Linked DNA regions of Homo sapiens: region 2 is linked to region 1. Evidence: read pairs that join two places in POLR2A ChIA-PET (ENCODE). Cell type or tissue: endothelial cell of umbilical vein. All regions are shown on one strand. Each heading gives the region's core, and the rest is flanking DNA. Links, peaks and the distances in the headings are about the cores only.

What was found. ChIA-PET counts read pairs that join two places held together with the same protein. Peaks named below come from ENCODE experiments on the same cell type or tissue, not always from the same donor. Only the 100,000 strongest peaks of a DNase experiment are listed, where the experiment ranks them.
Region 2: POLR2A ChIA-PET joins it to region 1 with 10 read pairs; 2 of 35 experiments call an interaction of 5 or more read pairs at or near these places.

What each region holds. Positions count from the first base shown.
Region 1 is chr6:88,873,140-88,889,121 of GRCh38, forward strand. The region is part of intron 8 of RNGTT (RNA guanylyltransferase and 5'-phosphatase); the gene reads right to left. Among named protein-coding and RNA genes, the nearest start is that of RNGTT, 82 kb to the right of the region's middle. In endothelial cell of umbilical vein, for the core only: no CTCF peak of the experiment used is centred there; no DNase peak of the experiment used is centred there.
Region 2 is chr6:88,805,854-88,821,835 of GRCh38, forward strand. The region is part of intron 11 of RNGTT (RNA guanylyltransferase and 5'-phosphatase); the gene reads right to left. Among named protein-coding and RNA genes, the nearest start is that of RNGTT, 150 kb to the right of the region's middle. In endothelial cell of umbilical vein, for the core only: no CTCF peak of the experiment used is centred there; no DNase peak of the experiment used is centred there; H3K27ac peaks cover 276 bases.

The DNA of each region.
Region 1 (15,982 bases), core at 7,429-12,428:
CACAACTGCTTATCATAAAGCAAAGGTCAGAAATTGACAAACCCAGCCCACATTCATGGAGCTTCCAAGCAGCTTCTCTGCCTCGTTTCAAATGCACAGCCAACCAAGGATCACCACACATTTGAAGAAACTAGAAACATAAAGAAGAAAGATGATTCAAGGAAGAGAAAGATAACTTTAAATATGCTTTTAACTAGTATTCTCATAGAGATTCAAGAAGCTATCACAACCATAAACCAAGAACAATTTGTCATGAAAAGGTACAGGCAGAGAACAAGAATGTATGTACTATTGACAAAAGCATAATTACCAGAATAAGTAATTCAACAAAAAGAAAGGAAGAAAATAAGAGAACCTGGTACTTGGCACATAACAGACACTTAAAAAATTGTGGAATGAATATGTTTTTCATTTAGTCAATGAAACAAAAAATATATATAGACAGAGGGAAAAGTCTAAAAGCATACACACCAAAATGTAAGCAGCAACCATCTCTAACTGGTGAAATTACATATGTTTTTCGTGTTTGTCCTGTTCCTTATCTTCATTTTCTAACTTTTCTACAATGAATACAAATGACTTTTATAATGGGGAAACACATTTTTAAGACATTATCATTTTTTCATTATAAGACCAGAATCACAAGGCAAAAAAGAAATTTTTACTAAAATGCTTATCAAGTCCAAGTTAGAAAAAGTTTCAACTACTACCATTAATAATAAGATAGGTTTAGTAAGATATAGACATACTCATTGATCTTGACCTAATTAAGAGAATTTGAAAAGCTTGCAAAATAACAGGACACTGCAAACTTATTATTCGTAGCACAGATCAGGTAATTGGTTCCAATACTAGTAAATAAATCTCATGAATCAACCAGTTCTGTATATAAGAAGCCTCTCTTGGTTATTTTAATTAGTTACTTTCAGATTAAGTAGCTCTCATAATGAGAATGTACAGTGTCTTCATTAGACTTCAAAGTGTAAAATCAAATGATATACTCATTTGCATTAATTACCATTTATGTAACAGGTTATGCTTTTCAGAACTCTGTAGCAATACAAGTTAAATATGTAAAATACAGCATTCTTTTAAGTGATCTTCCATCAGGGTATGCCACATTTATTGCTCTAAAGATTTACCTTGATATGGAATAAAATTTAAAAGCCACTTAACGTATTCTGGGCAGCACTACCTATCACAGAGGCATGTAAACAACATTTTAATTTTTATAAAGTAATCCATCTTCATGAAAAGAAAAGATCAAAAGAATTTTCCCAAAAGTTTTATTTTACATTTGTCCCTGACTCGCTGATTACTTTCAGTTTTCTTTTGTATAAAGCATGCATTCTAGAAAAATCAACTATAATTATTTCAAACAATTTTTCACAGATTCACAAAGAGGATAAAGTTTTTTCCCCTTTTTTATCCAAGCCAGCATTTGCCACTTCCATAATCACACATAATGAATAAGAGTATGTGAGCAAATAATGAGTTAAGAAAGTATCACAGAATCGTAAAAAAAAAAAATATGAAAATCCAGTTAACACCTCATCTAACAGATAAGCTCTACTGCTGAGATGGGTCAAAGCAAATGTTCTTCCATCTGGTCAGCAGCACTACTCAATACTAAATATCAATATTCAATACTAAATATATCTTACTTATTTCCTATATAAAATTTAAAAATCCATCTATGAACACCCAATATCACACTCTTAAAATCAAAACAAGCAGTCATATTTCATATACAGTATCAAGTAATGCTCTTTATTAGCTCTTTAGTATCTCTTACTTAGTTGTCTGGTACTATACATAGTTTTGTTATATCTCTTACTACATCTTAAATTGTACTTCATTTTCCTGCTGAGAGTAGGAATTGTACTTTTACTTTCCTCTAGTGTCTTGTATTGTCTTTGAGACCTTCTAAAGCTTACAGTAGCTTAACAGTTATCTATTAAAGCAGTAAATATTGTCTGCAAATATATTTATTATCCCATTAAGTGAAAGGAGCAATGCAATTTGAATTACCATCACAAAGCAATTTGAAAAAAAAATAATAGAGTTTTTCTATTATTTATTTATAAGAGAACAGCCTATATCATATCCCATTATATGGAGGATCAGAAAGTAAGGAAAGAAAACAGCAGGTAAGAAGATGAAGGTATAATGTCTCGAGAAACCAAACATCCAACTCTTAATATTGATTATCCCAAGGGGTGGGATAAAAGTTCTCACAGGGAGAACTTTTTAATTTCTTTTTAATGTTTTATGAGGAAGACAGAAGACATTATCAGAAAAAATATATTTTAAGACAGAAAAATTCATCTATTAGCATAAAACAGTAAAAATAACTATCAAAATATTGAAAAAATAATGAGGACATGACCTGGCAAAAAGGATTCTGGGCTCTGGGGCCAGATCACTTGCATTCAAATCTCAGTCCTGCTACTTACAATAACTGTGTCTGTGACCTTGAAAAAGCTACTTATTCACAATGCTATCTTACAGCGTTGTGAGTATTAAATGAGATAAATGTTCTATGTAAAGTACTCAGAACAATGCCTAATACACATTAAGTGTTCAACAAGTATTACTTGTTATAACTGTTGCTATAGCCAAAATACAGAATGAACTTGTGCAACCACACTAGTATTCAAAAAAAACTGCTAATCAAAGCAATTTTAAAATTCATTTTCCTTTAATTTTTACATCAATAAAATCTTTTAAGAAAAAAATTCATTTTCCAATTGTCAACTTGGCTACATTACTTATATTAAGTGAAACTACCCCAAATTGCCAAGGATGTACACTCAAGCACTGCTGTTCGGAGTGTATCACTACAACCTCTAGCAAGGTATATCAAGGACTTCAAAGGTTTCCATACTATATCTAAGTAATACTATTTTTGTCAAAATTTATGCAAAGATGGGTATAAGAAGATCAGTACAGTTATTTATAGCAACAAAAAAACTGGAGTCTAAATGCCCCTATAATCGAGGGTGAACTATTTTTTCTTGGCAGCAATTAAGTCATTTTAAAAATACATGTTATAACAATGAAATATACTCATGTTAAGATAAAAAGCAGCATACAAAAATAATCATGCCTGAGTATTGTGGCTCAGGCCTGTAATCCCAACACTTTGGGAGGCCAAGGCAGGCAGATCACTTTAGCCCAGGAGTTTGAGACCAGCCTGGACAACACGGGGAAACCCTATCTCAACAACAAAAAAAAGACAAAAATTAGTTGGGTGTGGCGGCACGCGCCTATAGTCCCAGCTACTCTGGAGGCTGAGGTGGGAGGTCGAGGCTGCAGTGAGGCATGAGTGTGCCACTCCACTCCAGCCTAGGCAAAACAGTGAGACCCTGTCTCAAAAAACAATCATCATCATCATCATATAGTTTAGTTCTAATTACCTGCTAAGCCTATCATAGCTAGCACAATCTCTGGCATATGGTAAATGTTCAATAAATATTTGTTAACTACATGAATGAACAAAGAGACAAATTCAATCTCTTTATCCTGTATTCCTTGTTTCTCATTTGTTTGGGTCCAGTAGCCCAGCTCTATATAGGGGAAAAAATGTTTGAAAATATTAACGAAAAATTCATTTGTTTTAATCTTTCAAAGCTTCACATGTTTGCTGCCCCCAGAACCTGGCCAACTGAAAATTCTGAGTTAGGGTTGCACCTATGTTTGCAATCAAAGTTTTATCTGTATCTGCTCAGCTCTAAGAGTTCTCTAGCAGATTTTGGTAATAGGTAATAAATTTGGTTGGTTTTTATTTTTAAATACCATTTCAAAGACAGTATCTCTATTAACTAGTAGTAACTCTCATACTTAGGATTTGATTAAAGAAACTGCTATTTAAGGGACCTTTTTATCCTTTAGTAAATCCTAAAGATGTGACTACTAACCAATGGGTATTTCAAAGATTTGGTTTTAAAATGTTAGATTGTTTTGCCTTTGCTTAATTTTCTTCTTGTGCAATAACTATACCACACCCTAAAAGAATTCTGAGTGAACTCTGGGAAATCAATGTTGGTTCTCATGTAATAATGGTTTTCAAAACAGTCTTCAGTTATAACAACAATAACTAATATGCATTGAGTGCTGTATAATAAGCATTTTATGTGGGTCTCCACCAACTAACAGAGAAATTCTCAGATATGTTCTTAACTCAATAGCTGGCTAAATACTACTTTGAATTGGGTCACTGATTTTTAAATTTTGTTCCATGAGGCACTACAGATAGCGGCTCCCAAATCAGGTTAAAAATCACAAGTAATCGGGGTGCTTTTCAAAAATGCATTTTCTCAGAACCAATCCAGGCTTAATGAATTTGAATCTCTGAATTTTTTTTTAATAAAAGTTTCCTATGATGGTAGCGCAACTGGAAATGCTGCCCTAAAAAGTTCCATGGTAACCTCAGACGCCACACCAGAATGCAACCCCATATGCTTTCCTCAATTTGCAGCAACCAAAGCATTACTGCTTTTATCTGTTTCATATAGGGGGACTTAAAGAAAGATTTAGGCTTGGGGAGGGAGTCAAAGAGTCCTTCTTTTTAAACCAATTTACCACAAGATACCATCAAACGTAGCTTCAGATCAATAAACAGTGTTTCTGAGTTGACCTCTAAATATTCTCTGGTAGTCTCACTTCCCCGTGATAAAAAAGAAACACAGGAGCTTTATTGTGTCCCATCCAGTTGCAAGGAAACTGGCCTGGATCCCTAACTATAGTTCTGATGAAACTACTATTAAAAACAGGGCTGGGGTCTTTAAATGACGAGATCTGGCTTACATTCTCTCTAAGAGTTTTGGTTATCACCAGAGGTATGACACTAAACATTAACTGAGTCCTAAAATTAGTATAGTTAGTATAATTTCCATTATTATGAGGAAAAACTACCTTAAACCTAATTTCATTTGTTTATTTATTTATTTATTTATTTATTTATTTATTTTTGAGACAGGATCTTTCTCCGTAGCCCAGGCTGAAGTGTAGTGGTACAATCTCGGCTCACTGCAACCTCCGCCTCCCGGGTCCAAACGTTTCTCGTGTCTCAGCCTCCCAGGTAGCTAGGATTACAGATGCAAGCCACCACACCTGGCTAATTTTTCTATTTTTTAGTAGACACAGGTTTTTGCCATGTTGGTTAGGCTGGTCTCGAACTCCTGACCTGAAGTGATCCACCCACCTCGGCCTCCCAAAGTGCTGGGATTATAGGCATGAGCCACCACGCCCAGCCAAAACCTAATTATAAAAGCCCAAGTACTAGAATACAGAATGATGCTGATTTTGCCACTATCTACTTACATGATTTGAAACAAATATTTTACTTTTGTGGAGTCTGGTCCCTCAGACACCTCCACAAAAACTCTAAGTTTCCCCAGAACAATTAAAAAAGTAAAAGTCCTTCCCAGACATAACTTTATTTACTGCTGAATTCCTGAATACTAGATATGATGTCATGGCTATAACTGATATTTGTTTGTAAATAATAAGATAGGAGATAAATTCTTATTTAATTCCAATATTCATTTCATCTCTAGTTCTTATGTTACATATCAGGAGCTATTTGCTTTGCTTTCAGAAGAAAACTAGAGCCAAAAAGAAATTTATAAAGAGCTAAGTGAACAAATCTAAATGAAAGCAGTATACACAATACCTAATTGATCATAATTTGACTCATTCTGTTCCTAAATAAGATATACTTTTTTGTTTGTAGTTCACTGAAAATTATTCCAGAGACATCTGAAACCTCTTTAATATTCTCCTCAGCATGTAAAACTTTTCTAGTCTAGCATCTCATTACCTTATCCACACTATACCTGTCTGAACATTCGGCTCCAGTCATTAGCATAAACATACACTACAAACATTATTAATGAGATACATATCAAGGGACCCAAGCAAGCTATTAACCACCTGGGGTAACTGCATGTTTCTGTATAAAAACCTTTAGAGACCAGGCGCGGTGGCTCATGCCTGTAATCCCAGCACTTTGAGAGGCTGAGGCGAGCAGATCACGAGGTAAGGAGTTTGACACCAGCCTGGCAACATAGTGAAACCCTGTCTCTACTAAAAATGCAAAAAATAGACAGGTGTGGTGGCATGCGCCTGTAGTCCCAGCTACTCAGGAGGCTGAGGCAGGAGAATCACTTGAACCCAGGAGGCAGAGGTTGCAGTGAGCTGAGACCACGCCATTGCACTCCAGCCTGGGTGTCAGAGTGAGACTCCGTCTCTACATAAATAAATAAATAAATACTGTTACAGCAGCAAATACAGAAGCTGCCTAAACATACTGCAGTTTATCCACACAACAACTATTTCTACAACACGCTATTCACAAGTCACGAAGTGTATTTGTTAGGGCACATGTAGTATGACCACACATTGAGCACCCTGCTCTAACAAAGGCATAGGACACGATTTTCATGAGAAAAAAAAAATTTGTCTTTCAAATGTATACATTTAGTAAATTACATAAAAAATCTTGTCAAAGTACCAATGGCTTAGCATGAACTTACAATTAATGGGAAGAAATCTTACTTCAAAACTTTAAAAAAGCAAATTTTAAAAAATCTTTATATTAAATATGTTTCCCTACCTTAAGCTCACTTTTTACACTTTCTTACAAAGAAAGAACATTTAAGATGTAAAGACTGTCTTTTAAGGAGAATGTATTCAATGATGGGTTGTCAAACTATGATCCAAAAGCCAAATGTGACCTGCTAATTTGTAAATAAAATTTTATTGAAATACACCCACCAAATGTTATTGAAATACATCATTTGGTTTATGTAAAATCAGGGGGATATGGCTGCTTTTTATCTGAGACAGAGACCACACAACCCACAAATGATAAAATATTTACTACTACGTCCTTCACAGAAAAAGTTTAGAACGAAAACTTAAAGCTGGATTACAGGAAAAACTTAAAGCTGAGGATTCTGTCTTAAGCAGTCCTAATCCATGCAGCACCTAACACAGAGCCCTAGGGGTAAATAAGTTTCCAATATAATTTCTGAATGAATGAATGAATGAATGAATGAATGAATGAATGAAAGGAAGAAGGGAAGGAAGGGAGGGAGGGAGGAAATTCCCAGACCAGGATGCAGGAAAATAAACCTGTCTATAATTTCCTTCAAGAAGTATTATACAAATGTACCTCACCTACTTAAACAGATGTGTTATAAAAAGCTGAATATAAATTACATTTCCATAAATGCCTAAGTGGCTTTTTTATTCCCTGCAATAATTTTCCTTATAAAGCAAGTCCCAAATTTACCTTTTATATTCAGTTTTTCTTGAAGCAGGGTATGCTTGTATATGTGTGTGTATTATATAAATATGTAAGTCAAAAGATATAAATACAGATATAGATACATATGTAAAAATTGCAACCATAGCACCAGCCCTTTTGTTGGTCTGTTACATTATTCCCACAGCCTTACATTTTTCCTGTGTCGAGCATAATCTGAGTTATTATCTTTTACTTTACTATTTGTTTTACAACAGTACTTATTAAAACCATTTGGTTTTTACCTACTGATTCAATAATAGTTGAAATTAAATTTATAGTACTCAAACTCTCAGCAGAAAGAATTAAAATAAAAGGCATGAAAATTAATTCTAAAATTTTTATATAGTTCTAAGTCTTCATCACTTTCAATTGATGTTGAATTATTTTGAAGACAATTTATTTAATTGCATTACAAAATCTGCTAATAAACTAAGTACACAGATAAATCCTATTATAAAATTCTATCTTTTCCCAGAATATGTGTGAAAAAGCAGATTTCACAATTACAAGACAGTTCAATTCCAACTGTAACTGTAGTAACATTATATCACTTTTCCTGGTATTATATTTACACTCAAGTAGAACTGACTCCCCCCTCCTGGGGAAAGCCATGAAAATAATGAAACAAGAGTACTCAAGACAAAAGAAATATTAAGAAAAAAGTTAAATGTATTTTAGGGAATGTCAGAAATTCAACGAGTTCCTTTAAAATACACTTTGATTATTTGGCAGCTTTCAACAAAATTGAAGGACAATCTAATCAAGGAGGCATAAAGACATAGTAAAGCGACTATCAAGTGTAACTGCAAGTCTTTCATTGAGAATCATTTTGTTTAACTCTGAAAGTGGGGGCAGGGGGCAGAGGGAGTGTTATATTTCAATACACCTTCACCAATATTATGGCTAAATAAAATGATTTTATTTTATCAAATGCTTGAAGTCTATTTTCATCAAAATCCCAAAACTGCAGTTTTGGCTGATTTAATCTACACAAAAATGCTTGCTATGTAAAACTCATTTGACCAACTCTCACTAGCAAAACCTCAGCCAAATCGAAAGTCCCACTATCTGATAGGAAAAGTCCAACTTCATTTTTATTCCAAATACACAAGTTAATGAACAATTTTTGCCAATTATCTCACATTTGAATTTCAATGTGAGACAGACAGGCAGGCAGGCAGACACTGACAGATAAAAAGCCCTGCCATACCTGTCTCTTGGATGAAATAAGGTACTTTCACTAACTCTTAATAATGTTCTCTTTGCTGTCTTGGAATCTCCCTCAGGAGAGACATTTGTTAACAACAGCCAAAGGAAGAAAGAGAGGAAATGTTTAAAGGAAAAGTGTCATCACTTTCAACCTACTCCCACTGCCCTACTCTATACTATACAAAAACTGAGAACATCCCAACCCAATCCCAAATATCTTGTTGCTAAATTCAACAGACACTTTTCACTCCTTAGCTTACTAATTCTCTATAAGATTTAACCTTTCTTTGGAGACATTTTTACTTTCCCTTAGCTTGAATGACAGATATTTCTCCTGGTTTTCTCCCACCTCCCCTACTCTCAGTCACCATTGCTTCCTCTACTCAACAGCCTGTCCACATCCCTGTCTTTACTATCACATACTATTGTCTCCCAAATCTGTACTTTCAATCCATATTCTTCTCCTAAACCCAAGGTCCAACTACCTAAATATCCAAAGAATGCTGAGGAAACATGTGCCAGAGGTATACCTAACCTAATTTATTCTGCTATCTTGTTTTCTCAGAAAATAAATTTTATTTACACTTATTTAATCAACTGGGAATTTATCTGGCTATGAGATATGTGCTGAAGCTCTAAATTGAATTTGTGCCAAGCTGTTAATCAATTATCCACAAATAATTTATTATTAGTTAAATAGTTATCTGCAAGTTCTATGAGATAGGGACAGTATCCACACTGCTCACTGCTGTTTCCCCAGAACCTAGCACAGTACCTGACACACAGAGGAATCCAAGAAACAGAAACTATAATTTAGTGTATTACTAAAGTCTTAGTGGTGGGGAATGTAACAAGAAATAATTTTCAAAGCTCAGGAAAAAGTTAAATAAAATTTAAAAATTCAAAAATTCAACAAGTTAAAATATAACCAAGTGCTACGGTTTGAAAATTCATGGTGAAACTTAATCTCCAGTGCAACAGTACTGAGAGATGGAACCTTTAGGAGGTGATTAGGCCACAAGGGCTCTGCCCTCATGCATGGGATTAGTGATCTTACAAAAGAGCTGGTGGTAACTAGCCAGGCCCTTTTGCTCTTCCACCATTTGAGCACAAAGCATTCGCCCCTTCAGCCATGGGAAGATGCAGCAACAAGGCATCATTTTGGAAACAAAGAGCAACCTTCACCAAATACTGAACCTGCTAGCATCTTGATTCTGAACTTCCTAGCCTCCAGAACTATGAAAAATAAATTTCTGTTGTTTATAAATTACCCAATCTGAGGTATCCTGCTATAGCCGCACAAATGAACTAAGATACTAAGTATGATTAAATGCCTGGAAACTTTTTCTAAAGAAGCTCTCTAATCTTCCCAAAACATTCTTAAGATTTCAGCTCTAGAAGACTGTGTTTTCCTCCATAGAAAAGCAATATAAGAATAGCTAGTACCACTCAGGTACAGGCTGAGTTGTAGAGAGAAGAACAGGAAGGAGCCCAGACTCTTTATGACAAAAAAAAAAAAAAAAAAAAAAAAATCGAAGTGCATTTGGGAAGTAGGTGCACAGCATGCACTATATAAAACAGTTGTAAATCCATGTCTTACTTTGCAAAGTTAAGTTAGAACCCTGTGGATCAGAATTAGAGATACTAGGCCTTCCTTTTGACCTCAACTCCTACCAAAACCATATATTTCTCATCTCAAAAGCCTTCCATTATTATAAAACATACTGCAAAGAAATAACAAAACACACTGCTGAATAGTACATTTAAAATAAGCCTTCTGTATATTAACACCCAGTACACAGGCAAGGTGGTCACTATCAGGATGACATACTTCCAAGTGGATCAGCATGACTCAGTTCCAACCTTAGAAGACAGCCTTCACTCAAAATGAATTTATGCATTAATTCTTCACAGCAAAGTAATAATAATAACAATGACAATAAAAGGAGTTTTTAAATTTGTAGAAATGTTAGATTGCCTATAATTTAAAAAGTCTTCCAGATTAAAAAAATCAAACCATACAAATATTAGAAGAAATATGAGAGAATTCTTCTTCAATCTCAGTATAAGGAAAGGCTTTCTAACTATAAATCAAAATCAAGAGGCAATAAAAATTAATAAACTTGACTTCATAAAAATAATAAAATTTTGTATGGCAAAAAAACATGAACAAAGTCAAAAGACAACAGAAAAGAAACAAGGACAGATAATTCACAAAAAAGATAAGTATAGCCCTTAAACATATGAGAGGATGTTTGACTCCATTCAGAATTAAAACTAGAATGAAATACCATTTCTCACTAACCAGATTGGTGAAAAAATTTGCCAACACATTCTGTTAGCAAGGCTGTGGTGGTACAGGCATTCTCACAAACTGCCTGTGGGAATACAATCTGGCACTACCCTTTTGGAGCAGAAACTCGTGGTATCTAACTAAACTTCATATACACCCAGCCTTCAACTCAGCAATCCTTCTTTCTAGAAATTGACCCTGAGGTTAGACTTTCAACAATATGGAGGGAAAGTCAGCTCACAGTTATTCATCACAGCATCATTTGTAATTACAAAATACTGGAAACAATCTAAATATCTCTATATAGGAGAGTCGTTGAATAAACTACTCACACAATGGGTACAATGCAGCTGTAAAAAAAGAATGAGAATATCTGAAGTGAAATGCAGTGGTTTCTAGAACATACTGTTAAGTGGAAAAAGCAAGGTGAAAAGACTATCTAATTCTAAAGTGTATGGTATCTTTCCTAAAAGAAAGGGGAAAAAGAAAAGTGCATCTGCTCATCTGTACAAAAAGAAATGCAAGAAGGGTAAATCAGAAAATGATGAGGCTGATTATTTAAGGGGGTGGGTAGGAACAGAATGAAAAGATAAGAGAAAGGGAAAGGGTTAAAAGGGATAGGAGAAAGTAACATTTCTCAGAGCATACTCTGAATCATAGTAGAGTTTCACACACTCAGAAAAATGAAAAATTAAAATCAACAAAGGATGAGGGCAAACTCAGAATATAAGCAGAAACAAATGAAACTAATTGTATTACAAATGAAAACTATCTACACTAAAGGGTTTGGCAGGAAGAGAGAAAATAATTAAGTAACTTTGGAACACAGTACACTTTATATACCCTAAGGCTAAAGTCAGACCAACTGTTCACAAATATTACACTCTATTCAAATGGATTTCTCACAGTGGCTTTGGATAGCAATTCCAAAACTACTTTATGTGTATTATAGTAAATATTATGGATAATGAAAACCAAGTGTCTCCCTATCAGAGAGAGGAGTTACAAATAGAAAATGAGAAAAAATTCAATAAATCCTATGGCAGTGCATTAGATTTGGAAGTATCAGTACGAACTCGTGATTTTGAAAAAAAAATGTATGCATACACATACATACAGACAGATACTGAAATAGATATAGGTGTGTATTTATGTATATACTCACACACACACACACACACACATATTTCCTAGCTCTATCTTCTGAGAGGGCCTAGAAGAAATGACATCCCAGTACTAATGAGCCCAACTTGTGCACAAAAATTGGTTTCTAAATACCACTCCTTAGAGAAACAGTTGATTCCAGGGCTGGGGTAGGAAAAGTACAAGGTAAGTCCACAACATCTAGGGGTGCCAGAAACAAGAAAGTACTCAAAAAATGAGGGAGAGATGTCAAAAGACAGGAGTCACTTGATGGGGCTCTCAACGGTCAAATGAGACATTTGGAGCAATAAAATAATTACTAAAACAGATTATAACCCACAGAATATAATACGTGTCTATGAGTCCACACTGATAGGAATAAAAAAAGCAAGAAAATAAAGAAATGAGAAAGAAGGGAAAGTTCTTCCTAAGAGCTGAATTCCACTATTCCACTTAGCAAACATAACAGTGGTAACTGTTTCAGGTAAGAATCATTAATGAATGTTAAAAATAATGGCGAAAAGTATAAGAAATAGGATATTTACATGATCTCAGAGTATCTCCCTCACAGCTTCTTAAGTACAAAGGAAAAATAACTTTATCATGGCAGACATGCCTTTATCAATAAATAAAGTACAAACCAAAAATAAAATAATAAACAGAAATAACTTCATCAATCTGGCACACACCAACTAAATCAAGAGATCAAAGTTAACATCATCACTAATAGGAGAATTCAACATTATGTGCCTCCTGAAATGACATGAAGAATATTACTACTGTGATGTTCTTGCAAGCATGCCCAACTTGAATCATGAGGAAACATCAAACAAACTCAATCTGAGAGACAAGCTACAAGATAACTGGCCAATGCTATTCAAAAGTGTCAAAGTTATGAAAGAAAGCCTAAAGAATTATTGCAGAGGCCGGGCGCGGTGGCTCACACCTGTAATCCCAGCACTTTGGGAGGCCGAGGCAGGCGGATCACGACGTCAGGAGATCGAGACCATCCTGGCTAACACGTTGAAACTCCGTCTCTACTAAAAATACAAAAAAATTAGCCTGGCGAGGTGGTGGGCGCCTGTAGTCCCAGCTGCTCGGGAGGCTGAGGCAGGAGAATGGCGTGAACCCAGCGGGCGGAGCCTGCAGTAAGCAGAGATCGCGCCACTGTACTCCAGCCTGGGCAACAGCGAGACTCCGTCTCAAAAAAAAAAAGAATTATTGCAGAAAAAAGAAGAGACATGGCAACCTAATGAAACACGTGATCCTGGACTGGATCCTGGACCAGAAACAGGGCATAATATTGACACTTTTGGTGAAATCTGAATAACGTCAATAATCAATACATCAATGTTAATGTCTTGATTTTGGCCATTGTACTGTAATAATATAAGATGTTAACATTTGAGGAATCTGGTTAAGGGCACATGGAAATTCTTTGTACTATTTTTGGAAGACTTACTAAGTCTGACATAATTCCAAATTAGAAGATTTTTTAAATGCTTAATTATTAGAGATCAAAAACTGCAACCAAAAGTACTCAGAACTATAAAAACTAAAGACATCTCATTTTTAAAAGTATGAGTTTATTGAAATACACGAAACACAATTAATTCTTCCATCAAACAAACTTTCATTTCATCTGTTTCTGAGATTACAGTGGCTTAGTCTCCATCAATTCACCTATTACAACTAATATAAATTTCTCACTGTTTCATTTTCAATAACTTTCATATTTCTGTTTCTATTACCTGGCTTTACATTTCAGAAATATTCCCTATTCTACAATGTTTTCAAATCCATTAAAGTTTCCTGTCAAAACCACTCCAGGCAGGGTTCAATGGCTCACACTTATAATCCCAGTACTTCAGGAGGCCAACAGGGAAGAATCACTTGAGGCCAGGAGTTTGAGACCATCCTGAGCAACATAGCAAAACACAATTTCTTTAAAAAAAAAAAAAAAAAAAAAAAGCCACTCTACTTACTGTTATCTCCAGGCCCTCAGGCCTTGGTCAGGCTAATGCAAAATTCTTACACAATACCTTTTACTGTTAACTATATCCAGGTTTCCTATTACACTCAATTTCAGAGATCCTTGGTTTAAATATTGTTACGAGATATAATAAATTGCCATTAAATTATGAAATAAGGATAATAAAAAGAAATCCTACACTGTATCCTGACATAGCTTTAACGACGATGGAGTCCAGGACTCATAGCTATTAATCAGTTACTCTTATTTCATAGCCTCTAAGACCATTCTACAGCCTCCTCAGGCTCTTTTCACCTTATTCAATCACAGAAAGTCCCTCTTCCATGCTACTGTACTTAAATCCTAGTGCGCAAAAGATAGATTTTACACTGGCCCAGAAACACCTTGCAAAATTTTTTCTCTCCCAGAAAAAAGTATCCTAAAACAGAGTAGGTATTCAATAAATACTCAGGGTTTTCCTTTTGTTTTTGGTGGAGCCTGGTTCTAGGAGAAATTAGATATTTCCATTAGCAATCAAAAACATCTTAACCAATTACTTCATAAAAAATTACTTTAGCCAATCATCTAGGGGTCTAACAATACCAACACACAGAGAAAGGGGTACACAACTACAGAGGAGGAACAAAATCAACAAAAGTTGGATGGCAGAAACAAGAGACAAATTTTGCAGGCTTTATTATTTTGCCCAAAGCTTACCATGATACTGTGAAGAAAGCAATGCAGAAAGTAAAGAGTATATAAGGCCAGATGTGGTGGCTCATGCCTGTAATCCTAACACTTTGGGAAGCCAAGGCAGGAGGATCACTACAGCCCAGGAGCTCAAGACCAGCCTGGGCAACATGGCAAGATCATATCTCTACAGAAAATTTTAAAAATTAGCTGGCCATAGTGGTGCATGTCTGTAATCCCAGCGACTCTGGAGGCTGAGGTGGGAGAATGACTTGAGCCCAGGAGGTCAAGGTTGCAGTGAGCAATCACTGTGCCACTGCACTCTAGCCTAGGCAACAGAGTGAGGACCCTGTCTCAAAAAAATAAGATAATAAAATAAATTTCAACAGAAAAAAAAAAGAGTACCTAAAATATGAAACTCCTAAGAGGTTAAATGTATGCCTCAATCCCAAATCCCCAGTTCATTTCGTAGTGTAAAGCCTAGAGATAGACACCTTGACCTCACGTTTTCCACTCTTTCTCCACCCACAGAAGTAAGACATTTGTTAAGACATTTTTACGTATCTATTAAAATGTATGTCTCAACAACATCCTTAACATCCTTACTACCAATTTAATAGATTCTGAACATAATCTAACCCAACATATTAAATAAATATAATTTTAATATTCTGAAAATAAGCAGAAAGGCTAATTTTCATTTATCCATCAAAAACACATATCCACAGGGAAGGGTGCAGAATGGGTAAATGATCCAAATTCTGTTTATGGATCTATATCTTTCTTTGTATAACTGCTGCAAGCACACAAGGCACATTTTTTCATTTCTACACTGTTTCAATTTTGCATTATACATTATTATTAATTTTTAAGGCTAGTTCATTAAGGAAGTTCAAAATAATATGAACAAATAAACATATAAATATCAAATACTTGTTATTTAACTACTTGAATTAGTACACAAAGCATTAATAATAAAAACCACAGGCCAGGCACGGTGGCTCACACCTGTAATCCCAGCACTTTGGGAGACCAAGGCAGGTGGATCACCTGAGATAGGGAGTTCGAGACCAGCCTGACCAACATGGAGAAACCCTGTCTCTACTAAAAATACAAAATAAGCCAGGTGTGGTGGCACATGCCATAAACCCAGCTACTTGGGAGGCTGAGGCAGCAGAATCGCTTGAACCTGGCAGGCGGAGGTTGTGGTGAGCCGAGATCGTGCCATTGCACTTCAGCCTGGACAACAAGAGTGAAAACCCGTCTCAAAAAATAATAATAATAATAAAAACCACACCTGCCATATAACCCAGAGAAAAAGGTCAATACCATAAGGACAGTAGTGATAATCTCTAGGTGA
Region 2 (15,982 bases), core at 7,052-12,051, 68 kb before region 1:
GAAACAGAAACACCAGGAGAAAACCCTTTTATACTCTAGGCATTACAATAAATACAAGTAACAGCAGCCAACTGCTGAGAAAATATAAATTCTTTGGAGCACTGAAGATGTAATTATATAGCAACACATAGAACAGGCTGATTCAACCACTACCCCTCCCCACCCACAAATGAAGCCTATTAACAAACTAAAAGAAGTATGCCTGTTACCAAGCATAAAGATACTTACCTCAGTCTCTTTTGTTCATATAGGAAAGAAAAATCCACGAAAGACGTCTAATTTAAAAATTCTGTCTCACACACACACATACACAAAGGAAAAATAAATGGCCTATATTCAAAGATAAGGCAGTCAACAGAAGCAGACAAAGAGAGGGTCTATATTTTGGAATTATCAAAGACTTTAAAAATAACATTTACAAAAAACAACAGATGCTGGCAACGTTGTCGAGAAAAAGGAACACGCTTTTTTTTTTTTTTTTTGAGATGGAGTCTCACTCTGTCGCCCAGGCTGGAGTGCAGTGGCACAGTCTCGGCTCACTGCAACCTCTGCTTCCCGGGTTCAAGAGATTCTCCTGCCTCGGCCTCCTAAGTAGCTAGATTACAGGCGCGCACCACCACACCTGGCTAATTTTTGTCTTTTTAGTAGAGAGGGGGTTTCACCATGTTAGCCAGGATGGTCTCAATCTCCTGACCTCGTGATCTGCCTGCCTCGGCCTCCTAAAGTGCTGGGATTACAGGTGTGGGCCACCGCACCCGGCCTGAAAAAGGAACACTGTTACACTGTGAGTGGGAGTGTAAATTAGTTCAACCATTGTGGAAGACAGTGTGGTGATTCCTCAGAGACCTAAAGGCAGAAGTATCATTTGACCCAGCAATCCCATTACTGGGTATATACCCAAGGAATATAAATCATTCTATTATAAAGATATATGCATGTGTAAATTCATTGCAGCACTATTTATAACAGCAAAGTAATGGAATCAACCTAAATGCCCATCAATGATAGACTGAATAAAGAAAATATGATACATATACACAATGGAATACTATGCAGCCACAAAAAGGAACAAGATCGTATCCTTCAGGGACATGGATGGAGCTGGAAGCCATTATCCTCGGCAAACTAACGTAGGAACGAAAAAACAAAACACTGAATGTCCTCACTTATAAGTGGGAGTTCATTGATGAGAACACATGGACACATGGGGGTGAACAACACACACCAGGCACCTGTGGGGGGCATGGGGAGAGGGAGAGCATTAGGAAGAATAGCTAATGGATGCTGAATTAATACCTGGGTGACGGCATGATCTGTGCAGGAAACCACCATAGCATGTGTTTACTTATGTAACAAACCTGCACATCCTGCACATGTACCCTGAACTTAAAAGTTGATAAAACAAATAAATAAATAAAAATAACATTGTAAATGATCTAGACAAAAAAGTGGAAAACATGCATAAACGGATATGGAGTTTCAGCAGAGATGGAAACAATAAAAATGAAACAATTGAAAATGCAGAAATAAAAACACACAACATCAGAGAAAAAGAATGTTAATCAGTGGGAATGATAATCAATGAGATTATCCACAGACTGGACACAGAAGAGAAAAGTCACTAAACTTAAAGAAGAAACGTACGTGGCACTTTTTCCAACTGAAATACAAAAAGAAAAAAAGAGGGAAAAAAGAAACAGTGCTGAGAATCAAAGAGCTGGGAGACTACAGCCAAAGACAGAACATTTGTACAGCTGGAATGCGAAAACAAAAAGAAAGATACAAGGAAGCAAAGAAACCAACTGAGAGAAATAATGCCTCCAATTGCTACAAAATTAATTAAACACATAAACACAAACACACACCCCAATGGACTCCAAGAGGACAGGAAGAAAGATTTAAGAAAAACAAAAAAAAAAATGTAGGTTTATCATAGTCAAAACCCAGCAAGAAGGGGGAAAAGATTACAGGCAGAGGAACAAAAATAAGATTGACAGCAGACTCCTTATCTGAAATTACGCCAGCCATGAGACAATGAAACCTCACCTTTAACATACTAATATTAATAGAAACAATGTCAATCCAAAAATCTTTAGCAAATGAAAATATCTTTCAATAATAAAGGCACAGTAGAGTTCTTTTTCAGACAGACAATAGCTGATAAAACATATTTCCACCAAGCTAGAATATAAGAAATTTTAAAAGAAAATTTTCAGGTAGAAGGAATATGATACAAGAATAAAATCTGTATCTAAACTGAAATAATGAAGGGCATTGGAATGGTTAAAAACTAGAATAAATATAAGAAATCTGTGTTCCTCTTTCTTTTCTTACAATATAATTGACTAATTAAAGTAAAAATATTAACAATGTATTGTAGGATTTATAACATATGTAAAAACAAATTGTATAAAAGGAAATGAGGTAAGAACCCCAACTAGGAAGTGGCATACTATTATTTAAAAGTAAATTGTGAAAACAGACACTATAAACCTTAGAACAACTGCTAAAATATACACAAAGATATATATCTAATAGGCCCAAAAAGTGGAGATATAATGGAATAAGAACATTCTCAAGTAATCTAAATGATGGCAAGACAAAAGGAAAAAAGTAAATGAGAAAACATGGGGCAAGCCATGTAGTAAATCAAGTAGTATGATAGTAGATTTAAACCAGATTGTTTTCATTCTAATGATATTTCTTCTAAAAACCACAACATTACAAAATCAACAAGCAGAGATTGTCATTATTAATAAATTTTTTTAAGAAATCAAGAACCAGCTGGATGTATGTCTGTAATGCCAGCACTTTGAGGGGCAGAAGCAGGCAGATAGCTTGAGCCCAGGAGTTCAAGACCAGCCTGGGCAACATGGCAAAACCCCATCTCTACAAAAAATATTTTAAAAAATGTAGGTTTATCATAGTCAAAACCAAAGTCAAAACCATAGTCAAAGCCAGGCCATGGCGGCATGCACCTATAGTCCCAGCTACTTGGGAAGCTGCTGTGGGAGGATAACTTGAGCCTGGGAAGCGGAGGTTGCAGTGAGCCAAGATCATGCCACTGAATTCCAGCCTGAGTGACAGAGTGAGATCCCTCTTAAAAAAAAAAAAGGAACCAACTATATAATAGTGTCTACAACAGCCCACTTTGTACATAAAGAGTCCGTTAGGTATAAAGTACAGAGATGGAAAAAGATGTCAAATTCAGGGCTAATGGAAAAAAGCTGAAGCATCTAGGCTATATTAATATAAGACAATGAGAACTTCTGAACAAGAAATTACTAGAGATGAAAACAATACATACTGACAAAGGGGGTCAATTCATCAGGAGTCTGTAACAATCTTAAATGTATACACACCTTAAAAAAAGCTTCAAAATAAAACTGACAAAATAGATAAGAAAAATAGTGGGGAAATCCTCAATTATACATAGAGAATTTAACACTCTTCTCTGAGCAAACGACTGGACAAATAGAAAAAAAAATCACTAGTAGTAAAGACATCTTGAAAAGACTTACAGAACACAAGCAGACAGAAAGCCAGTGAGGATATGGAAGCGTAGATCACTATAAAACAACCTGACTTAATTGACATTTATAAAAATACTCCACCCAAACCAGGAAAAAATGCTTTTTTTTCCTAAATGCGTACAACACATTTCAAAGTATATTCTCTGATCATAATGAATTAAATTAGATGTCAATATTTGGAAAGTCATCCAATATTTGAAAATTAAATAACACACTTCTAAATAACCCAAGAATAAAAGAAGAAATTAAAAGGGAAATTTTAAAGTATTTTAAACAGAATGAAAACAAAAACAGAGTAGATTAATGTTTGAGAGATGCAGCTAAAGCATATTTACAGAAAATTTTGCTGCATGAAATACCTAATTAAAAAGAAGATCAATGACCAGGCACAATGGCTCATACCTGTAATCCCAGCACTTTGGGAGGCTGAGGTGGGAGGATCACTTAAGGCCAAGAGATTGAGACCAGCCTGGGCAACATAGTGAGACCCTGTCTCTACAAAAAATTTAAAAAGTAGCCAGGCATGGTGGCATGCACCTAAGTCGCAGCTACTCAGGAGGCTGAGGCAGAAGGATCATTTGAGCCCCAGAGGTTGCAGCTGCAATGAGTCCTGATTGCACCACTGCACTCCAACCTGGGCAACAGAATTAGATATCGCCTAACAAAAGCAAAAAAAAATTTTTTACCCATTTTTATAATAAAAAAAATTAAGAAAAAGGTTACAAATCAACGACCTCAACTTCCACTTTAAGAAAGTAAGGAGAACTGTAAAGAATTTCATAATCTCAGATATAAAAAATAGCCAGTTGGGCTGAGATAGTGTACACAATAAAAACAACTTCTCCCCTCCTAAGGCTAAGACCGGACTTCACTGAAGACGGAACAGCCATAGCTCACTGGATGGTGAAGCTGATGAAATGTCCCAGCTGCCTTTAAAGATGGAAGTTGTATCAAAGCAGTATGTCCAAATTTAGCATACTGAGTAATAGGTAGGAATGAATTTCCAAATTTCAAAATTAAGTCGCTGAGATGAAAATTTCAAAGAAATTGAGAGGCCAAGGTTGTAAGTCAAACCAAACATTGGGAAGTGTATTCAGCAACGATGATGGGCAGCCTTTGAGAGAAGAGTCTGTCAGGCACAGTCTCCATGAAAAAAAGGAGTTAGCAAAAAGTCAAAAAGAGAGTCTCAATGTGCTTAAAATAGCACGACTTGAAAAGTCAGGTTTTATTTAATAATTTAAATAACAGATATAATTTTAAACTCACTTTGATATTCTTTTGTGTCTGATATTACATTCAAAAAATAACCTACTGTTTCTTTTTCTCCTTTTCTATATATAAAGTAAAACTTATTCATGAGTTGCACTGGTATCCTAATGTAAGAAGTACTAAGCTAAGTTTTTCATAGATAATTCACTGGTTGATTAACATCCCAATAAAAATACAATTGCATGCAGTGTTCATGAGATAGATATTTCCTGACTGCCTTCCAATGCTAGAAACCAAGCCAGCATTAGGACATGCTAATGGGATATGAGGACCCAATAACAACATAAGCCTTGGCCAATGTGCCTAAATAATACCTTAATTTCAATTTGACAGTAAAAACATTTAAATGTGATGACATAATTACAATTTCTCCTTGTCAATCTTTCTTCAGAAACGTGGTTCTACTTAAATTACCCTAGATGTTTTTAAAACACTTCTAACAAATAAAAGAATCTTAATTTAGAAATGGTTAATTGAAAAATCTTGGAGAAATTTAAAGTGGAATATCTGGTCAATCACCCTAAACTAGGATACAATCCTTTTCAGAATTACAATTTTCTTGATAATTTTCCCTCCAGACAAAATTCGAAGATAATTGGATGAAAAGTAAAACAGTAGACATTATATATCAATTTTTAATAAAGCATGATACTTTTCATAAGGTTTTTCCTATAAAACTTAAATTTGCTTACTTATGAACATAATCTTATCTTTGAATACCATCTGAAATATCCTACAGAGGGCATGTAGCATGGACCAAAGATTGGAGGAACTGACAAAGGTTACCATATGATTGACTCTGAGTTGATGTTTTATGTCTATGAATCATGATGTAACCGAAAACCAAGTTGTTATAAATGCATAAGCAGAGAAACATAATGCAAAAGGCTTGACATTAGAAACATGAGAAATAAAATAGAAACTGCAAAGTTACAAAGCATAGAAAGGAGCCTTTTAAAAATAATAAGCAAAATGACAGCTTAAGACTACAGTGAAGAAGAAACTCAATCTCCAATGTTATTAGAAATACGAATTGGCAATATCAATTCATTATAGTATGGAAAATATACCAATGGAATACTTAAAAAAGAATAAACTACCTCCACCTTTCAGTTCTGGTCTATTCTACTCAGACATCTTCTGAGCAGATATTCCCACAAAGCCTCAACTCATTGCCTGAGAATACTCAATATAGTAACTTCTATCTCTTGACTCTTTTATGTGCTTTCATAACTCCCCACAAATCCAAGGTTTAGTTTTAAAACCCCCCCAAAAATGGAAATTTGCACTCCCCTGGATACTAATCTTTATTGGTTTTCAATCCCAAATTCTAACTTCTAGTTCAGGTTAGGATTATTCAATGCTTCTGTACTCTGAATGTCCTTCTAATCAGTAAATAATAATCCTACAAGTCATCCTTCTTGCTCATCACAAAGCCAACATCATTATCTTCTTTTAAAAAAGAATGACTTGATTGCCACTATTTACCAATAGTGCCTAAACAACTATGTCATTCAAGTTAGCTAATCAAAATATAAATCGCTTTTGCAATACTATTGTTGGCTCTTTCATTAACCAATATTATTGCAATTAAAAAGAGGCATAATAATTCTGGTGAATCCTATTTGACAAGTTAGAAAATCTCAAACAAAATTTCTCTAGAAAATATACCCTCTTAATTTTGGTTGCCGTTAGTCTTATTTTTACCAAAATCCCTTCATAGATCCACAAAGAAGTAGTCAACCACATCCTCATGGAACAATAAAAGTTCTTTTCATCAGATTTCTAATTATTCTTTTTTATTTCATAATTTAGGCATCATTCACTCATTCAACAAACATTCACTTAGTACCAATAAGTGACAACCACTGTGTTAAGTGTTTGAGATGTAAAAGAGTTTACTCCATGTCTATCTTGGAAGAGCAGGTGGCAGGGTCTAGTGGGGAGACCCCAAACTCAAATGTCTATACGTGCCAGGCCATAACCTGAACTGGACAGGGTATACAGTAAGACGGACGCGTGAGACCAACTGGAGAAGACATCCTCATCTACAAGCAGTCAAATTCAACATTGTTTACATATCATATGAGATTACACTTTATGAAGCTCATGAATTTATGAGTTAATATGGACCTAAATACACATAAAATAGTTTTTTTACCTTAAATGCTTTCAATAGAGATGCTTAAAGACTTCTAAGGAAACAAAACAGCAATTATATTTTCATCTATCATTTAAGGATTTATTCAAATATTTACTGAGTACTAATTACATATTCATTTTTAGAAAATGATGAGAAGAGCAAGAGAAGGAGGTAATACATACAAAACTACTAATATATGCCAGGTACTGTTCCAACACTTTACATATTTTAACTTATTTTTAAACTATGCCCTAAAGAGTTAAAGAAACCAGTGACTGGCAGAAATTATTGAGCCTGCAGGGTGGCAAATTAAAAAAAGAAACAAATTGCTGAAACGCTGAAACTCCCTCCACTTATGAGATTTAAAACCTGGCTGAAATCAACTGGAACCGATATGGCCTACTGGCGTTTGCACAGAACGAACTTGCCGGTGTCACAGATCAAATTTCCACCACAGGCTGCATACTAACTCCCCCTGAAACTTGCACATGAGATCCATGAGGTAGTATGAATAAATAGCTGTGCATGCCTGAGGACTTTCCAGACCTCTCCTCTCCTTCCACCAATAACCTACCAATCCCTGAACACACTCCCTAAACCTTTTCTAATGAAATTACTGCCTTAAAGTCAGCACAGAGAGACAGATTTGAGCTGGACTCCTTTCCTCTTGTTAGTCGACTTGCAATAAAAAGCTTTTATTTTCCCAAAAACTCAAGTGTCATAGTATTGGCTTCTAGCACATCAGGCAGCAAGCCCTTTTGCTCGGTAACATTTTTAGCCTCATAATTACCATATACAGTAGGGATTATTGTGATTCCCATTTTAAAGGTGAAGTTAAGAACTTGCCTAAGGTTACACAGCAAGAAACTGAGAATCCAAATGCATTCTGGCTCCAGAGTCCATATTGTTAGCTGCTATTCTAAACTAGAGTGTCAGAGTCCCAAAAACTTCTCCTAATCTCTACTCTAGTCTAGGTTATATGCTCCTTCAATAAACTATCAAAGTATCCTATGCTTCCCTCCATCACAAGCTTTTCCCATCTGTCTGACTACTAAATTGATATGTATGCTTTTTGAGGTCAGGAATCACATCTTACATTCATTGTATTTTCAACATCTATTACAATAATCTGGTGCACAGTAAGCTCTCACTTAACAAATGTGTGTTAAATAAATATAAAATGAATAACACAGTGCAAGAATCTATAAAAATAAGCTGGTAAGGCTAGGTTATAACCATAGGTTATAGGTTAGGTAGAAAAATACATAGGCTGTATTATCACAAGAGGTTTTATAAAATGAAAACATAAAAAACTGTTAGAGAAGTTTAAAAGTTGATTAGACTTGTGTACGTATTATGAAAGGGGTAAGATTTTAAAAAAAAGCTAAAGTCATCTCTCATAAGTTAATAACTTCCTAATAAATCATCCTTTATTACCTATATATATCTCCAGTGAAGACAACAGTAATAACGTCCTAACTGGGCATATAGAGTTGCTTCTAGGTGAATTTCCTTTCTTCAAACTATTTCTACTCACTATGCTACTCACTGACTTTCTAAAACAAACAATTTGTTGTGTGTCATGGTCATATCTAAAAATATTTGAATGCCCTTCACTGTCTATAGTCCAAGTTGCCTTAGTATAGCTTTTAAAGCCCTTTTTTTCCTGGGAAAACTCTCCTGAATATGTCTATAATCAAATCACAATGAAATGCTCACCTTTTCTAAAATATTTATATACTTTGATATCATTAAACCTTTGTTCATGCTATACTCTGTATCCAGATTGCAGCTGACAAGAAATATAAGTGAGTATTTGTTTTGTGGATAGAAAAGCATGACCTATCAGTTTAGAAGAATAGTAAGTACTTTTGAAATGAATATACGAATACAATGGATATTTGGCCATAAATACATAATGCAGTAAAAATACAACTAAACTGCATAAATGACTAGTCTGGATGTCATGAGGGAGAAAAAGTAGAGAGATTTAAAAAAAAGGAAAAGGCTAAATAGTTCTAATTTGAACATTAAGGGAAAATCATTTATTTGTAAAATAAAATTTAAGATTTTCAAATAAAGAGTAATATGAGAAATTGCAAAAATATACCCTCTGTTTAAATAGGTGTGTTGAGGAATTCACTTTACCAAAGAGAGGGCCTGGCCTTTGCCCTCAGCTACTGGGAAACGATCTCTAGGCCCAGGGGATATCCTCCTTGATAAGAGTACCTGGAGTCACTGGAGAGTCTAACAATGTGACTCATGATGGGAGCTTCCTGGAATACCCTGTCAGCTCTGATCTCCAAAGAAACTAGAAACTAAATGTATTAGCCTGAACTTTTGGGAGGAGATAAAGACTAAAGGTCAGACACAGGGACAGTATGTGAACAAAATCCAGTATAAACTGTGGACACCAAAAGCTTGCATTAACTTCCCTGGACTGTCATACATCATAGCCAGGAAGAGGTAACAGCATCCATGACTCCACCAGGAAAGCACAACCAGAAGCTTTGCTTTTGAGCCCCTCCCAGATTCTGCCCACGTGTCTCTCCTTTGGCTGGTTTTAGTATGTATCCTTTCATTATAATAAAACTATAATTCTTAGTGCTCTGAGTTTTGTGGGTCATACCAGTGAATTATCAAATCTGAGGGAGTCAGTGGGGACCTCAGTATCTAAAGCCAGCAAGTCTGAAGTAAAGGAGGCCCTAGGGACCCCCAAACTTGAGGCTGGTATCTGAAGCAAGGACCATGCGGTTGGCCTAAACGTATTCCAATAGGTTTTTGTCACTGTATTTCTCTAGTTGATACCATTTCAGCTGTCCTCAAAGTCACACCCATCAGCAGGAAAGCTTATGACTTCCCCTGTGAGGCATTATTGCCAAGAAGCTGTTCCGGAAGTGACAGACTGTAGAATGATGCGATAGTTGCCTTCTCTGTTAATGAGTAAAGTGACCCAGTTAGCCATCACAGATGAGACCTTTAGCTTCACTTTAATAGACATTGATGTCTCCGGATGAGGACAACCCACACTGGGATACCAAATGGCATTTTAGCTGTAAACTAAACATGTTCTGCAGCCTAATAAAGTAACAGGAAAATGGAAGTGAGACTTTCAGAAATAAACTTTACTTTCCACAATATAAAAAAGTATAACATTTCCCTATTCTTTGTATCAATTTTAAGCTAGGACAGAAAGAGAAAGCTCAAAATCATATAAAAATAAGACCTAAGATTTCTATCTAGAATGTTGTATGAAATATATTGTGAACAAAATAGCAAAATATGTATACCTCTGTTACGGTGATTTTATTTCCTGTACTTAAAATTAAGCATTTATCAACAATTTAATGCAGCAAAGTAATTACATGGTTCACTGGGATTTGACATAACACCTTTAAAGAATACTGACTTTCATTCATTTTATTGTCATTAGGCTCCAATGTCAAAATTAAAGTTCTATTAGTTATCTTCCATGCCTCTATATGTACATTATCTCCCAGGAAGATTCCATCCTACTTCAGTCTAGTGAGTTACAATCTTCTCATGAGGTGCACATATGTGTATACAGTATATGGGGACATATATGTGCACTTATAGTCCCTAGGCTAAGACTAAGAATTCTAAGAACACGCAAAAAGAAGGGCAAAGTACACAAAAGGGGGAAGAAATGAAAAACTTCTTTAATGAGAAAAAAGAATGAACAGAACGAGTGGGACAAAACCCATAGCACATAATGGGGTATTTGACATAAAATACTAGGTATCAGAGGTAAGACTAAGCAAAGTATATTTTAGGTATTGGAAAAGCAATGTACTTAAACCAATAACACCACCAATTTAAATTTATTACTCTTTTGTTCTCAAGTATATGAAACTATGAGTCATTCAAGCTTCCATTTGAAAATAACATTCAAAAAAACCTTTGCGAGCACCCTAGAATCAGTAATAAAACCTATTCTAATTATATCTAGAGAAAGCATTGATTTACAATACACCAAAACTTAGAAAAGGTGACCCAGATATATGAGTACTTAAAATTTCAATGTCATTGTTTCCTGGAAGTAATCACAGTCTAAGGAGGAAATGGGGACACAGGGGGCACACAGGCTGGGGGAGAGATTCTCATTATTTCCAAACAATAATATGGAGACCTAAAACTATTCACATACAAATCAACACTGGAACTTTGAACTCAATCCTTAAAGTCTGGCCAGTAATACAGTTTAGACCTGAAGCACCAAAAGATAAGTTTTAGCTTGTTGCAAGCTCTAGAGACACACTGAAGAACAACGGTGGCACCTTGTACACTCTAGAGCAAAAACCACTCTGGTCTAGCGTATGTAAAAGGAATCCTAAATATATACATGCCTTTCATTTAAACCCCTTTCTTCTCAGACAGCAAAAAGGAATATGCAAGGTATTCAGAACCTCTTCATACCATATATCTGGACTAAGTAGGTACAGTTATCTCACTTCAGACATATCAGACAGATGGAATTTAAAAGGTACATTTTTTGGATCTTTTACAGCTTAATTTTTCTGGTCATCCTACCCAAAATGTGGCCCAGGCACAGTGGCTTACACCTGTAATCCAAACGCTTTGGGAGGCCATGGTGTGAGGACCGCTTGAAGCCAGGAATTTAAGACCAGCCTGGGCAACAAAGTCAGATCCTGTCTCTACAAAAAAATAAGTAAAAAAAAAAAAAAAAAAAAAAAAAGTGGGGGGAGGTGTAGATATAAATACACTAAATATACACACAACACATACGTGTACACACACACACTCATATTCTCCAACTATCAGAAAACTAATAAACCACTCTGAACTATATCATGTCTCCTCAAACTAATCAGCAACCTTAACCCTATTCCTTCACGTACTTTGCCAACCTCTGAACCTAAATGATAACTAACCTATCCCATGCCTTCACCATCCAAGTCTATTCACATCATTTTTTTTTTTTTTTTTTTTTTTTTTTTGAGACGGAGTCTCGCTGTGTCTCCCAGGTTGGAGTGCAGTGGCGCCATCTCGGCTCACTGCAAGCTCCGCCTCCCGGGTTCATGCCATTCTCCTGCCTCAGCCTCCCAAGTAGCTGGGACTACAGGCGCCCGCCAACACGCCCAGCTAATTTTTTGTACTTTTAGTAGAAACGGGGTTTCACCGTGTTAGCCAAGATGGTCTCGATCTCCTGACCTCGTGATCCGCCCGTCTCGGCCTCCCAAAGTGCTAGGATTACAGGCGTGAGCCACCGCGCCCGGCCTATTCACATCATTTTAAAATCATTCTTCTATACAGATGTAAGATGAGTCAACATCTAACAGTTTATTTTCTTTTAACCATCTGTAATTTCCATCAGGTTGAGCATTATGTGCAATTGTTCCTAAGTATTCTTAAACACCTAAAAATACAGCCAAATATACTATCATTTTTTGAAAGTCAGCATATTAGAAACATAAGCTCAAGACATTGGGTTAACCAGGAGCATAATTTAAGTTTACTTTGGGCTGGGCGCGGTGGCTCATGCCTGTAATCCCAGCACTTTGGGAGGCTGAAGCGGGTGGATCACCCGAGGTCAGGAGTTCAAGACCAGCCTGGCCAACATGGTGAAACCCCGTCTCTACTAAAAATACAAAAATTAGCCAGGCATAGTGGTACATGCCTGTAATCCCAGCTACTCAGGAGAGAAGAATCGCTTGAACCCGGGAGGCAGAGGTTGCAGTGAGCCAAGATCCTGCCATTGCACTCCAGTCTGGGCAACCAGAGTGAAACTCCGACTCATAGAAAAAAAGAAAAAAGTTTATTTCGTCCATCAGGAACCAAATCAAGTCAGGCTAAAGATGAATGCACAGTTACTGATAAAATAAGGCTATGAAATTAACTACCAATTCATTACGAGTATGATAAACCCAGTTTAAAATGTTTTGTAATTGTGCTGCAAAAGCCATAATCAACAAGAGAAAAATAAATTTGTGATACATACTGAGAACAGTTTTAATAAAATTAACTTCTCTTAAAATCAGCAATAAATGACTGCAAAATTTAATCATTATGTTTTTTCTATACAGAGCTATATTTAGTTAGCCAAAACCATTTATGTGACCATACATTTATGTCATAATAAATAAAAAGACTTCTGTTAAACATATTTGTTTGCTGATAGGTAAAATTATATCCACATCACAGTTTCAATAAAAATAATAATACTAGTCCTTTAATATCTTCAACCTACTTTCTTTCAGTTCATAATTCAATAAACAGCAAATTATTAGAAAATTTAATTTTGAAATATACAGTTATTATAACATCTATGAGACCTAGAAAAAATTATTTAATGTCAAGAATAGTATTCTTCATAACATTAAGTATTCCCCAAAATTATATAAAACTTAAATATATTTTTTGGTAGATAAAAGATAAAGTCATTTTTCCTGAAATGATGTCTTAGCACCTAACTGAACTATAGAAAAGAGAAGGTCATTAAGAGGAAGGTTTCAAGTAGAAATAGTCTGTTACACTCACAGATACAGTAACAGGAAAGGCAAGGCGGGGCTCATGAATTAAACAGCCCCAAGAAAAAAAGAATGAAAAAGGGCAAATTCTGAAAGGGGTGCTGAAAGAGCTCATGCAGCTAATAAACACATGTGCCACAAAACAACCATCCAAACAGTAGGATCTGCATTCTCCTAGAAATTCAATGTTATTTCCAAGACACTACATTACTTTTGAGTAAAGAGTCCTAATCCTTTGGCATCATAACCACCAGCTACTCTAATCTTAACCCTAACTTTTCCATGTAATTCATCAAACTACCAACAAGGACTTTAGTACTTGAATCATCCTTGTCTTCTTCATGTATGCTACCATACATGTGGACAATCTACTCAGCATCCTAGTGTCCAAGATCCTAAATATTTTCAACTCTACTGACATTCTCTTCCACTCTACCTCATTAATCTCTACCAACAGACAGCTGCTAAATTATTATTTAAAAGTACTCCACATCAAACGTGATCACTCTCTTACAATATATGTCTCCCATCCAGCAATGAAAGAGGCATTTCTATCTACCTGCTACAGCTGCGGATCTTTATTTCACCTTTCAAAAATTATTTCACCTACTAGGTAGGTGAAACATTTCACGAACATTCTCAAAACCCTATCTCCACACATGCCTCTCTGGAACTACAATTCTCAGCACTGCAATATGACTAGATATGAGATTGTACAGAATCATATGTGGAACAGTGTTTTAGACTTGGAAAACCAAGCAAAGAGTATTAAGAATTTAAGCCCTGAAATGCCACAAGAGTGGTGCTTTCTGAGGACTGAACTTATCACAAGAAAACCTATAGGCTCCTACCAATTACCCAGTGAAAAAGTCTAATTTTAACAATATATTACTGATGATGATGATATGATGATGATGATGATGGATGACTTATCTGAGGCTAGCAGTTCCACACTATTAAATAAAGAAAGCAAAATTTTAAAACATTGGCCAGTTACCCAGCCCTCCATGTTTGGCTAATATGAGAGGAAGAATCAAAAAACAATCAAATATTTTCTCATTAATGTCAGAACAGGACAAAGATATTCTCTGTCAGCACTCCTTTCAAAATCATACTGAAGTTCTAGCTAATAAAGTAAGACAAGTAAAAGGTATAAATATTGGGAAGGTAGAAATAAAATTGTCTTTTTTCACAAATGATATGATTGCCTATGCAGAAAGTATGAAAAGAATAAACAAAAACTCCTGGAACTAATAAGCAATTATAGCCAGGTTTCAGGACACAAATATATAAAACTCAATCACTTTCCCACATACCAGCAATGGTATACAGAAAAAATATCAATCACTTTCCTATATACCAGGTGAATTTCAAAATTTAAAATACAATAACATTTACATTAGCACCCTCCAAAAATGAAATACTTAGGGATAACATAACAACTACATATAAAAATCTGTATTAGAAAAACTACAGAATTCCAACGAAAGAAACCAAAGAAGAACTAAATAAATGGAGAGACAGCACATGTTCATAGATAGGAAGACTCAATATTGTCAAGATGTCAGTCTTCCCAATTTGATCTACAGATTCAACACAATCCCAACCAAAATCCCAGAAAGTTATGTTCTAAATATTGTCAAACTGATTTTAAAGGTTGTATGGAGAGGCAAACGATCTAAAATAGCCAGCACAATATTGAAGGAGAAGAATAAGAGCAACAACTGACACTACCAGACTCAAAATTTACTATACAGCTACAGTAATCAAGACAGTATAATATCGGCAAAAGAACAGACAAATGGATCAGTGGAACAGAATAGAACCCAGAAATAGATCCACATAAATACAGTCAAGTGATCTTTGACAAAACAGCAAAAGCAATGAAACGAAAATAGTCTTTTCAACAAGTGGTGATAGAACAACCGGACCTTCACATGCAAAAAAATAAATAAATTCTGAAGTTGCAAACTTATGATTTGTGTATGTTTCAGTGTGTGTTATACATCCCCAAGCAAAAGTCTGCTTAGAAACACTAAAGAAAAAAATGTGCTAATTAAATTTTAGAAAGCATATGTTTTACATTCTCAAATTTCTGAAAAATATGCTATGCTAAAAATCAGATGTGTGAAATATAGGGCATTTTGAGGAACTATCCAATAATACAAAAAGAAGAACAAAGAAAAGTATAAAAGATAAAATATATAGAAGCACATGTTAAGCAAAATTTTTAAGGAAAATTAAATATTATGCAAACCTATATTAATATTTCTAAGCAAAATACGATTAAGCAAAATTCAAAGTAAACAAAAGCAAAATAAAAGAAATTAATATTTCTGTATAAAATATGCCTAAGCAAACTGAAAGAAAAAATGGTGTCAACTGATTTCGATAATAAAATTCATAATGAAGAAATGAGTAATAAATGTTTATGTGCTAAAATTTTAATATATTAGAAAAAAGACAAAATGTAATAGCACTGAAACATTTTAATATTCCTCTCTTACCTATGACAAAACTATAACATA